Linked DNA regions of Homo sapiens: all the other regions are linked to region 1. Evidence: chromatin contacts called from ENCODE Hi-C or POLR2A ChIA-PET data. All regions are on one chromosome and are shown on one strand. The core of a region is the stretch at or near the end of the contact, and the rest is flanking DNA. Distances in the headings are between cores, read along the strand shown.

Region 1 (3,223 bases), core at 659-3,158:
AGCCTCCCAAGTAGCTAGGACTACAGGTGCACATCACCACGCCCGGCTAAGTTTTTAATTTTTTGTAGAGACAGGGTCTACGTTGCCCAGGTTGAGCTTGAACTCCTGGCTTCAAGTGATCCTCTTGCCTCCGCCTCCCAAAGCTCTGGCATTACAGGTGTAAGCCACCTTCTCCAACCTGGCTCTCAATACTTGTAACCATGCTGTTTATTTTCTCCCAGCCCAAAGAGAAGCAGGATCCTAAACCGTCCACTTTCCACAACAGGAGCTGCCCAGGACCACTTCAAGGACAGTGAACTGTTTACAGTACCAGAAAGTTCACAACACTTTCTCAATCTTCAACATCAGGGAAGACTGGAAGGTGAAGTTCATATCACTATCTGGCCATTTCTCACAGTTCCAAGTTTCTCAGACAATAGGTAGGCTAACCTAGTCCTCCTGGGAACTATCTAATTAACGTAGAATAGAACCCGAGGGCAGACTTGAAAAACAGAAGTCCTCCTTGGTTTACTTTGTTTCTCTGAAAGCAAATTGTGGAGTGCCAACATAGCCAAACAAAATATTTTATCAACTTCATAAGGTGCTTGTAATTTTTTCCTGGAGCAGGTAAATGCTGGCTTAGTGAACAATCTGGAATGTGGTAATTACTCTCGTTCTTGTTTCAGATGTACTATCAGCATGTAGCAGTTTCCAACTGATTCAGGGTTTTCCTAAAGTGGCAGGCCTTGGCAGAGGTGGTGACAACAATGCCCGTGTCAAATGACACCGTATTTCAAGTATTCTGACTCCAGGTTATTAATATCCCCTATATGATAGTCTTGTTTCTGTGATATTCACAGATTATGTTAAAAGTTTCCCAAAGTCTGAGAAAAATCATATCTTAACAGTATCTTTTTTTTTTTTGATCCTTTGTACAAAAGTAGAAGTAATGCCAGACAGATTACGTACCCTTGTTGTGAACAACTGGTGCATGGCAACTGTTTGAATAGAAATTTACCAACTGCCACAACCAGGCAACTACTCTCCCAGAGCCTAACAATCTCGATTGCATCTGAAAGGGCCACCCCTCCTGGGAAAGTGCAGGACCTCCCTCCTGTTTCTGAATACAAAGCCTGGTGGTGTTCAACGCGGCCAGATAGACCCAATGAGCACACGGACATGTAATCTGTGCACTTCTTTAGACAACTGATTACCATCAGTCAAGTGATGCCCAAGTCACAATAGTCACTTCCTTTAAGCAAGTCTGTGTCATCTCGGAGCTGTGAAGCAACCAGGTCATGTCCCACAGAATGGGGAGCACACCGACTTGCATTGCTGCCCTCATATGCAAGTCATCACCACTCTCTAGAAGCTTGGGCTGAAATTGTGCAGGCGTCTCCACACCCCCATCTCATCCCGCATGATCTCCTCGCCGGCAGGGACCGTCTCGGGTTCCTAGCGAACCCCGACTTGGTCCGCAGAAGCCGCGCGCCGCCCACCCTCCGGCCTTCCCCCAGGCGAGGCCTCTCAGTACCCGAGGCTCCCTTTTCTCGAGCCCGCAGCGGCAGCGCTCCCAGCGGGTCCCCGGGAAGGAGACAGCTCGGGTACTGAGGGCGGGAAAGCAAGGAAGAGGCCAGATCCCCATCCCTTGTCCCTGCGCCGCCGCCGCCGCCGCCGCCGCCGGGAAGCCCGGGGCCCGGATGCAGGCAATTCCACCAGTCGCTAGAGGCGAAAGCCCGACACCCAGCTTCGGTCAGAGAAATGAGAGGGAAAGTAAAAATGCGTCGAGCTCTGAGGAGAGCCCCCGCTTCTACCCGCGCCTCTTCCCGGCAGCCGAACCCCAAACAGCCACCCGCCAGGATGCCGCCTCCTCACTCACCCACTCGCCACCGCCTGCGCCTCCGCCGCCGCGGGCGCAGGCACCGCAACCGCAGCCCCGCCCCGGGCCCGCCCCCGGGCCCGCCCCGACCACGCCCCGGCCCCGGCCCCGGCCCCTAGCGCGCGACTCCTGAGTTCCAGAGCTTGCTACAGGCTGCGGTTGTTTCCCTCCTTGTTTTCTTCTGGTTAATCTTTATCAGGTCTTTTCTTGTTCACCCTCAGCGAGTACTGTGAGAGCAAGTAGTGGGGAGAGAGGGTGGGAAAAACAAAAACACACACCTCCTAAACCCACACCTGCTCTTGCTAGACCCCGCCCCCAAAAGAGAAGCAACCGGGCAGCAGGGACGGCTGACACACCAAGCGTCATCTTTTACGTGGGCGGAACTTGTCGCTGTTTGACGCACCTCTCTTTCCTAGCGGGACACCGTAGGTTACGTCTGTCTGTTTTCTATGTGCGATGACGTTTTCTCACGAGGCTAGCGAAATGGGGCGGGGCAACTTGTCCTGTTCTTTTATCTTAAGACCCGCTCTGGAGGAGCGTTGGCGCAATAGCGTGTGCGAACCTTAATAGGGGAGGCTGCTGGATCTGGAGAAAGTGAAGACGATTTCGTGGTTTTGAATGGTTTTGTTTGTGCTTGGTAGGCAGTGGGCGCTCAACACATAATTGGTGGATGAAATTTTGTTTTTACCGTAAGACACTGTTAAGTGCATTCAAAACTCCACTGCAAACCCTGGTAGGGGACAGCTCCGGCACTGCGGGCGGGAATCCCACGGTCCCCTGCAAAGTCATCGCAATTTTGCCTTTACATGTAAGAATTCTCTCAAGCATGATTTTCACACTGGGGAATGTCATTTTTGCTAGTTGCAATATGTGGATGAGTTGTTTTTTTTTAACTTTTGAAAAACGTACCATTCTGTTTGATGTGTAAAAAACACAAAGATTTTTGAAACCTTGCGTCTTTTGGTCTGCAGGTGTATAGATTCCACTTACTACAGATGAGTAGCATTTACACCACTCAGATGTGTAAAAAAACAAAGGTTTTTTAAACTGTGTGCCTTTTGATCTGCAAGTGTGAGATGGCACTTACTACAGTGAGTAGCATTTAATCTTTTTCATCACTAAAAATCACACAGAACGTTTTAATCATTCACCGAGGAAGAAAGGGAGGAATAAATACACAAAATGGCTCTCAACGTCTACACCTTCTGCAGAAACAGACCCTTTTCCTACTGTTCTATGCTTTGTGAAAGTTGATCATACAAATTGGGTCATTCTTTTTATACCCAACTAAAATAGTGGGGGTAGGGGGTAGAAAAGCACTTAGGACAAATGACACTGCTCCCACAGTGTAATTCTCTCCAAGTC
Region 2 (3,140 bases), core at 631-3,130, 5.4 Mb after region 1:
GGCAGATTACGAGGTCAGGAGATCAAGACCATCCTGGCTAACACGGTGAAACCCCGTCTCTACTAAAAAATACAAAAAATTAGCCGGGCGTGGTGGTAGACGCCTGTAGTCCTGAGCCAGGAGAATGGCGTGAACCCGGGAGGCGGAGCTTGCAGTGAGCCGAGATCGCGCCACTGCACTCCAGCCTGGGCGACAGAGACTCCGTCTCAAAAAAATATAAAAATAAAAATAAAAGGTAACAAAGAGTAGGTGTCTGGGAGCTTAATGGACAGTCGAAGAAAAACAATATAGAACAGTGGCGAAGATCAAGGTCTCTGAAGTTGGACTGCCTGAATTCAAACATTGGTTCTACCACCTACTCGCTGTGTGACTTGAGGCAAGTTATTTAACCTCTCCAAGCCTTCATTCCCTCAAGTGTCAAGCGGTATTAACAATTGCTCTACACCATGGGGTTGTCACAAGAGCTAAAGGACAAAGTATGTAAAGCTCAGTGTCTGATAAAAAGCATTCAACACTATTATCACTCTTGTTAATAGCGAAGGTAGGGCAAGCAGGAGCTGTGGACATATAAAAAGATCATTTGAAAGCAATAACTGCGGCTGGGCACAGTGGCTCACGCCTGTAATCCCAACACTTTGGGAGGCCGAGGGGGGCGAATCACCTGAGGTCAGGAGTTTGAGACCAGCCTGGCCAACATGGTGAAACCCCATCTCTACTAAAAATACAAAAAATTAGCCAGGCGTCGTGGCACACGCCTGTAATCCCAGCTCCTTGGGAGGCTGAGGCAGAGATAGCTTGAACCCGGGAGACGGAGGTTGCAGTGAGGCGAGATCACGCCGTTGCTCTCCAGCCTGGGTAACAGAGTGAGACTCTGTCTCAAAAAAAAAAAAAAAAAAAAAAGAAAAGAAAAGAAAAAGAAAAAAAGAAAGTAATAACTGTGTAACTAAGAAGAACGAGCACAAATCTGTATTGTCTCACATATGAACAATCCCCAAAAGTTCCAAACCTAGATCACAGCAATTCCAAATAGAAATTTTATCCCTGCTTTGTTAAGCCACTATCACTGGTATGTATGGGGAAAGGCTTTTTTTTTTTTTCTTTTTTTTTTTTTTTTTGAGACGGAGTTTCGCTCTTGGCATGCCCAGGCTGGAGTGCAATGGCGCGATCTCAGCTCACCACAAACTCCGCCTCCCGGGTTCAAGAACGTCTCCTGCCTCACCCTCCCGAGTAGCTGGGATTACAGGCATGCGCCACCACACCTGGCTAGTTTTGTATTTTTAGTAGAGACGGGGTTTCTCCATGTCGGTCAGGCTGGTCTGGAACTCCCGACCTCAGGTGATCCGCCCGCCTCGGCCTCCCAAAGTGCTGGGATTACAGGCATGAGCCACCCCGCCCGGCCAAGGACTGCTTCTTCTGGCATTCCCTACAAGGCCTGTTGAGGATGCTGCTAAGGTCCCTCAAGTGCCTTTCACGAAGCATTTCTGGCGGAAACGCTGCCCTTCCCGACAAGCTGGGCCGCCTCCTTGGTTGGACAGGGCCCATTCTCTAATATTTTTTCGGCTTGTGTTGCGACCAAGGTACATACAGGTGTCGGGAGCACACGTGAACAAACGCAAAGTGGGTCGAAGACCAACGCGAGCGCCCGCTGAAACAGCCCAAGGTAGTAACAGGGGAGGACGGAGAAAGCAGCCGTGAGAGCAGCGCATGAAAGCAGCGTCATTCAAGGCACATCACTCAAGGGTAGGAGCAGCCTCGGCCGAACGCTCACCCGCGGCATTGAGCCCAGCCAGCAGAAGAGATAGGCTGACGACCGCCTTACCTCCAGAAGTCGGAGACGGACAAATTCACGTTACTCATCTGTGCCTCACCGCTTCCGGCGCTGCGGGATGACGTCAGAGGCCGGCTGTATCGCGACCAGTGACGTCACCAGCACCTCTCTAACGGATTGGCTGAAAGAATCTTGCCCACTTCCCAGATCAAAAAGCGTCCGCCCCAATTGGGTTCTCTCTGGGCCGTGGTCCAACTGAGGATCCTGGAAGTTATGCCTGTGGGGACCAGCTCTCTCAGCATCTCTCTGCCTGAGGGCCACTCGCCTGTCACTGCCTCACAGTCTCTGAATTGGGTGACATTTCAGACCCAATCCCTCTGTGGACGTTTCTAGGTGGCTGTGCAGCTTCTCGATACTCCATAAGGAGACGTTCACAACCTTTAAGGCCATCTCTCCTGCTGCAGACAACCTGCTGTAGCACTGCTACTTGCTTTTTAAACTACAGTCCGCTTTCTCCTTTGTGCAGGGAGGAAAGAATGGAGCGGTAAGAGGCAGGGAAACCTGTTTTTTGTAGTGCTGTGTACACTAAATGAACTGAGGGGCAATCCGGGAGAAAAAAAGCAAGATGCAGGGATAAGATGCGTGTACTGATTTTTTACAGCAATTCCAGAAAGTTCCCTAAGAATCATATTGCAGTTATTCAAAGGCATTTTGGCAGAAGGAACAATCCCTATCTCGGAGGTAAAAGTATAGTTTATAATTTTTCTCAAGTACAACACACTGGCAAAAATTCTTTGGTTGAATTAGGTTTCTGAATTTTCTGCTAGGCCCATCTGTGCACTTCCCTGTAAAATCCAGTTTTAGCACAGACCCTGGCTAAGTCAGTTTACCAAGAACCACCACCACCACCCCGCCTTATGTGGTTATTCTCAATATCTGATCAGGTTCCTTATTCTCCACTATCCCCCAGATGATGTCTGATTACCTTGGCCTGTCTCCAGCAAGAATCCTGTTAGGTATATTTAGCCAGAAACTCCTTTACCCCGATGTTTCCTCTTAGTAATTTTCCATCCACTGACCCCTACACAGCTCCTTGGCCATAAATGCCCACTTGCCCATGCTGCTGTTTGGAGTTGAGCCTAATCTCTCTTCCACTGCAAAACCCCGTTGCAGTGAGCTCTATATACCTATCATGAAGTTCCTGAATAAAGTCTTCCTTACCATGCTTCAGCAAGTATCATTGAATAATCTTTTCTTTAACAAAATTGAGATTTAAGGAGTCACATTCTTCATCAAGGTGGAGTATTGTTTCCTTCCATGGAAAAGCAGAGACTTAATGGTATGATGAAGCTATCAGAGCCTTCAAGACAGA
Region 3 (2,500 bases), core at 1-2,500, 8.4 Mb before region 1:
TAGGCTGAGGACATGAGGTCATACGTGGAGCTCACCAAGGGCAGGTTGACCACCCGAGTCACCACACTCTGCAATCAAAGTAGGGAGGGTATGCTTATTAATCTCTCAAAACACAAAAGGAGAGAAAGTAGACAAAGGCTACTCAAAATTCATACCGGTTGTGGATCAACTGCAACGGATGCCATTTTTCTTCCTGGAGAAAGAAATCTGCAGAAAAGAGACTTATTTCAGAACACCGGGATAAGACTCTCCCAAATTCATTCCCCAACCCAAGCAAATGCTGATTACAAGTAGAGAAAAATGCAGGGTGAGCTCCCTGTAGTCTTCTGCACTTCTTTCCTCTCTCCAGCTCTCCAGGTCCCCCTCCTGAAAGACCCACACCCACACAACCCCACTCCCTCTTTTGAGGCAAAGTTTCAGAGCTTATGTGTAAACTTGCAATACTCAGGAGGGAGAAGTAAAGTTGTTGACATACTTCTCTTGTTTCTCCGAGTATCTGTTAACAAAAATGCTAGCCAAGCCGGACGCGGTGGCTCACGCCTGTAATCCCAGCACTTTGGGAGGCCGAGGGGGGTGGACTGCTTGATGTCAGGAGTTCAAGACCAGCCTGACCAACGTGGTGAAACCCCGTCTCTTCTAAAAATACAAAAATTAGCCGGGCGTGGTGGCGGGCGCCTGTTATCCCAGCTGCTCTGGAGGCTGAGGCAGGAGAATCGCTTGAACCCGGGAGGCGGAGGTTGCAGTGAGCCTAGATGGCGTCACTGCACTCCAGCCTGGGCGACAGAGCGAGACTCCGTCAAAAAAAAAATGCGGTTTTCTAACGCGTTTCCCTTTCGATAATGTCCCTTCGACAAATATTGTTTTCCCACAACCACCCAAGCAGGCCAAGGGACATTCGATAGCAATCGCCCTAAATCTGTTGGCAGGAAAGAAGCCTCAACGCACAAAGGCAAGGGTCGAAAGCGCGGGTTCAGCAGACCGCCCCTACCCAGCCAGGACCTGGAAGCCGCGAGGCGAGCGGGGGGTCTCGGACCATCACCCCCGCGTCCCGTCCACCTTTGAGCCCCGCGGGGAGCAGAGCAGCGGTCCCAAGGCCCCGGGGAGCCCCCCACCCCAACTGGGCGCCGCTGGGGGCCCGGGACCGGTTCGCTGGGGCACCCACTGGGCGCGCACTCACCGACGGACTGCAGCGAAAGGCGAAGAGCAGGCGCGTCCCGAAGACGACTCCGGCTGCCACGACCCGGTCAAAGCGTGGGGCCCGCGGGCGCCCGGGCTATAAACCCCGCCTCGCCGCCCCTCCCCAAGCCTCCGCAGCACGTGACCCGCGGCAGCACGCCCTGTCCCAAGCCCGAGTGTCACCCTCGGGCACGTCCCGGCGCCCTCCCCCAACGCCGGCCCTCCTAGAGTGGTGGGGGCCCGGTCGGGTTGAGAGGGTGTGCTGCCTGGGCGAGGGGCCCCGCCACGGGGAGAGGAGCCTGTCGGGAGCCGGGCGGGGGCCCGGCCTGGGGAGGCTGGGAGTTGGAGGTAGCCCTGCCTGGAGTCGGGGCGCTGCCTGGAGTCGGGGCGCTGCCTGTGGTCGGGGTCCTGCCTGTGGTCGGGGTCCTGAGAGGCCCGGGGCAAATGGGGATGGCGCCCAGGCCGGCTTTGGGGTTTTGAAAAATGCAAACAAATTCACACCAACTTGTTGAACGGCGTTAGTCCTCAGAATAGAACTCTAAAAATGGAAGCGGTGGCTCACGCCTGTAATCACAACACTTTGGGATGCTGAGGCGAGAGGATCTGTCGAGCCTAGGAGTTCGAGACCAGCCTGGCGAAGATTTTTATTTTATTTTAAAAAATAGCCCAGCGTGGTGTCGTGCGCCTGTGGCCCCAGCTACCTGCGAGGCTAAGATGGGAGGATCGCTTGAGCCTGGGAGGTCGAGGCTGCAGTGAGCCGAGATCGCGTGGCGCTGCACAATGGCTTCTACGCTGTTATTTTTAGCGAAGTAATAACTTTTAAAAGTTTTGTGGCGGCTGGGCGCGGTGGCTCACGCCTGTAATCCTAGCACTTTGGGAGGCCGAGGCGAGCGAATCACCAGCCTGGCCAACATGGCGAAACCCCGTCTCTCTCAAAATACAAAGAAAGCAGCCCAGCGTGGTGGCGCGCGCCTGTAGTCCCAGCTAGTCCCGGCTGTTTAGCGGGGTTGGGGGCAGGCGGGTGGGTGGCTGAGGTGAAAGAATCTTTTGAGCCCAGGTGGTCGAGGCTGCAATGAGTCGAGATCGCGCCACTGTACCACTGCACCCCAGCCTGAGTGACTGAGACCCTGTCTAAAAAAAAAAAAAGAAAAGAAAAAAGAAAAAGAAAACAAAAAACTTAACTCCAGATCACTCCAGAATGACAGCTGCCTAGGGTTATGTGACATAGGCAACTTTATACGTGCAGGGTTATGCATTGTTTTTCAAAGACAACTTAAAACGTCATCTGAGTCCCAGTTGTGTTTTTTTGTTGTTGTTGTTTTGT
Region 4 (3,104 bases), core at 60-2,559, 6.2 Mb before region 1:
CTGCACGTAATTGATGAGATCCTGTGGTGTCATCAGTGGAAATCGAATATTCTTCATTAACTTTGCAGCATAATCCATCCGAGGGTCTTCCAACCTTAGCCAGCGACAGGCTGCCTTAAAGAGTTCAAGTTCGGTACAGTGCTTAAGACTATTACTGGAAAGCACAAATGCAAGTCGTTCAAAAGGGAGTTTTAGAAACTCCCCAGTACTCAATAAAGCAGGAAAGTTCTTCAGGATGAAATTATTAACATATTTATCCACTTCTATAAGATTGTAGGTGTTAGCAATTCGTCCAACCTCAACACAGTTATCCAAAGAGACTCCTGATATAAGAAATACTTTACAGAAATCCAAAACGGGTAATATTTGTAAAAAGCTAGCAGCTTCAAGTGTGTCCTGAAGATTGTCCATATTAAGAGAAAGTTTTGCAGTATAAATAAAATCAATGATTTTCTTCAGACCAACCTTGTTCACCCCATGAAGCTTAATGCACATCAAATCTTGTTCTTTCATTCCACCTGTGAACATGGCTTTGAAATAATCACTAGCAGACGCCATCATAGCTCTGTGAACAGGGAAGATTTCATCTCCATCACCTGGTACCAGGGTCACATCACAAAGCAATCCTTCTATTCTAAGCTGATCAAAGCCTTGCAATACCACCGAACTGTGAGTATTGCTGGTAAAAAAGCGTGTGGTTCCTGCCTTACAAGGCTGCAAATGGGCAGAGACGCCCATTTCGCCGTTACCAAGGGACACTTTCATGTGAAAGCTTTCCTCTTGCACAGAGATGCAAGCCGGATAAAGAAGTTATAACCGGAATGTTTTACAGGTAACGAGGTGTCCAGAAAGAACAGAAAGCTCGTTTCCTTATCAAGGGAAGGCAGTCACTGCGGCACCCCTCGGGCCACGCCAGTCAGTCATCCACTGAAAATCACCCTGTAGCAGGACCACAAAGGGCTGTGGACCTCAAATCTGATTATTAGACAGATGATTCATCACCTGAAGGCGGTTAAATGACCTGGTTCACCTCGTCCGGCCTGCGCTGCCGCTCCTTCAGCAGTTCCGCTTCGGGCAAGGAAGAGGCGCCGCCACGTACTGTGGCTCCACGGCCCGCTCGGCGGCGGGTCCGGACACCTCAGCGAACGGCCCGCTGCGCCCTCCGCTGTACCTAGAGTGTCGCAGCGGCCACCGGCCTGTCTTTGAGCAAGGGCCGGGAACACAGGCCTGGGCCTGGGCTTGGGCCTAGAATACCGGCCTAGCCCCAACACCGAGCCGCTCCTTCCGGAAAAGCCTAGTCCCAGGATACCACGGGGTGGGAGCGGCCTTAGCGGCTACTGCGGCTGCGCGGCCTCCAGACCTCGTCAGTCAGCGGGAGGGTGGGGGTGGGGAAGGGGGAGGAAGTACCCGGGAGGCGGGAGGGCGAGGGTTGGGGAAGCGGAGCTGTGTGGGGTGGGCGCCAGCCCGGCCTCTTAGAGCTGCCTTGTATGTGGGACCAAATAGGACAGAATGTGTGCAAGCAAGTGTGTTATGCTGCACGTTTGATATAAGTTTTTCGCATATCTGAGCTCTTACGTTCCCCAAATGCATAATTTTTCAAAGCTTTACGCTTCCTAGCTTCTGTTTTTTTGAATAACAGTGAAATGCGGCATTTGTATAAATTGAGAGGAAACCTGGATGCTTAATTTTTTTTTTCCTCTACAAAACAATAATTGTTATCCCACATTATGTAGTAGATACTTCAGTTACAATTTTGGTTCATATTTTCAAATTTGTTACAATTTCAAACGCAAAATATTTGTCTTTACTAGATTGTTACTTTATTATGTAAATGATATATTCTAAATTTTTGGCTTGAAATGCCTTTGTTTTCCACAATTTTAAAAATGGCTACATAATTTTCCAATAACTATACATACTATAGTTTCCTTTGCCCATTGGTTTGTTCCTGAATGTGTACCTTCTTATCCTCCATTGTTTTATAGACTCGGTAGTAAACTTATACAATCTGGTAGCAAAATTTTAGCCCTGTTATGGATAATATTTAGTAAAATACTGATCCAAGACAATATTTCCAAAATATTATCACCAACAATGTTTGTGTCTTTCCCTTCTTCTGACTTTTCCCTTTGTGAGTATTTTATTAACTTGCATTTCTTTAATTAGTGGTAAATTTAAATTTTGACATACAAATAAATGTATACTTTGACACAATTTCTTCCATTTTCCAAATTTTGAAGTTTCTGTCTTTTAAATCCTTCTAGTTCTTTATGCATATGCAAAGTAAGAATGTAGTCATGTTTTTCTTACACTCGCCTCGTTTTTATGTAAAAGATAGCATACCATGTACACTGTTCTGCATCTTTTTTTTTCACTTCAAGATCTTCCTGAATTAGTGTAGAGGGCTTATTTATATTTTTAAACAATTCTGTTGTTGCCTTCTGAGTTGTTACATCATAAGTTATTTAACCAGTGCCCTGTTGATGGGCAGTTCATCTGTTTTGAATGTTTTCTATTGTTTCCAAGGGATGGCAGCAAAATTCAGAAGGCTTAGACTACCACTGTCCTCCACAAGGTGCTCCAGCAGATTGTCACCTTATTCAACACAAGAGGTTGGTTGGAATGAAACTGGCCTGGAGAAATTATTCACTGAATTTTTATCAGCATTGGGAAGTCCTGGAGCCCTGCTTGTTGAATGAGTTAGGGGTGGAAGGGCTCTCTCAGGCCATGACAACTCCCTAATGCTGTGAAGAGCTACTTCCAAGGAATCAGTCTCTATCTGGAAAAGAAAGAAGAGAGCCTCTGTACATGGGAAGTTGGAGCAAGAAATCATGAGATCCTTCTTTTTTTCATCAAACTTGCAAGTAAGATTAATAGCTTAGGAACAGACTTGTGTCTTCATGAAATGATTACTATAGACACTCTTCATTATATTCCCATATGTTTAGTTATTTTAAAAGACTATCTTTTCTGCCTGCATAATGAAATGATTGAATCAAATTTGTCACAATACTTGTTGGTAATGTCAAGCAACTGTATGATAAAGCATCCAGTTCTTAGGGGCATTAGCTCACCATGGATGATATTATTAATTTACCCATGTA

What was found. Hi-C counts contacts between places; a loop is a spot of excess contacts on that map. ChIA-PET counts read pairs that join two places held with the same protein, here RNA polymerase II (POLR2A). Pooled maps may share reads with other maps.
Region 2: a map of natural killer cell shows a loop between it and region 1 (31-fold over the local background). The contact joins the promoter of APTX here to the promoter of C9orf72 in region 1. A Hi-C loop is called at or near these places in 2 of 168 maps with a recorded cell type or tissue (naive thymus-derived CD4-positive, alpha-beta T cell and natural killer cell), 1 of 37 single-sample maps with no recorded cell type and 13 of 50 pooled maps.
Region 3: a loop to region 1 is called in a map of gastrocnemius medialis, with 10 times the contacts of the local background. The contact joins the promoter of PLIN2 here to the promoter of C9orf72 in region 1. A Hi-C loop is called at or near these places in 1 of 168 maps with a recorded cell type or tissue (gastrocnemius medialis). POLR2A ChIA-PET finds 5 or more read pairs at or near these places in 1 of 52 experiments (activated T-cell).
Region 4: a pooled map shows a loop between it and region 1 (16-fold over the local background). The contact joins the promoter of KLHL9 here to the promoter of C9orf72 in region 1. A Hi-C loop is called at or near these places in 8 of 50 pooled maps.

Annotation. Positions count from the first base shown.
Region 1 is chr9:27,571,573-27,574,795 of GRCh38, forward strand. C9orf72 (C9orf72-SMCR8 complex subunit) reads right to left here and starts at 1,909. Exons shown (of 11, transcript NM_018325.5): 1 at 1,859-1,909. RefSeq lists enhancers at 1,303-1,392, 1,991-2,518 and a silencer at 1,903-1,982.
Region 2 is chr9:32,999,748-33,002,887 of GRCh38, forward strand. It overlaps APTX (aprataxin), which reads right to left and starts at 1,881. Exons shown (of 8, transcript NM_001195248.2): 1 at 1,820-1,881. It overlaps LOC124902140 (a long non-coding RNA gene), which reads left to right and starts at 2,030. Exons shown (of 2, transcript XR_007061454.1): 1 at 2,030-2,312; 2 at 2,430-2,998. RefSeq lists enhancers at 826-1,437, 1,438-2,050, 1,810-2,079 and a silencer at 1,280-1,339.
Region 3 is chr9:19,126,242-19,128,741 of GRCh38, forward strand. PLIN2 (perilipin 2) reads right to left here and starts at 1,251. Exons shown (of 8, transcript NM_001122.4): 1 at 1,178-1,251; 2 at 156-207; 3 at 1-68. The coding sequence starts at 185. RefSeq lists enhancers at 497-1,007, 1,008-1,517 and a silencer at 1,030-1,589.
Region 4 is chr9:21,334,095-21,337,198 of GRCh38, forward strand. It overlaps KLHL9 (kelch like family member 9), which reads right to left and starts at 1,310. Exons shown (of 1, transcript NM_018847.4): 1 at 1-1,310. The coding sequence starts at 765. It overlaps LOC107987053 (a long non-coding RNA gene), which reads left to right. Exons shown (of 3, transcript XR_001746634.2): 3 at 2,527-3,104. RefSeq lists enhancers at 740-789, 980-1,289 and a silencer at 1,330-1,499.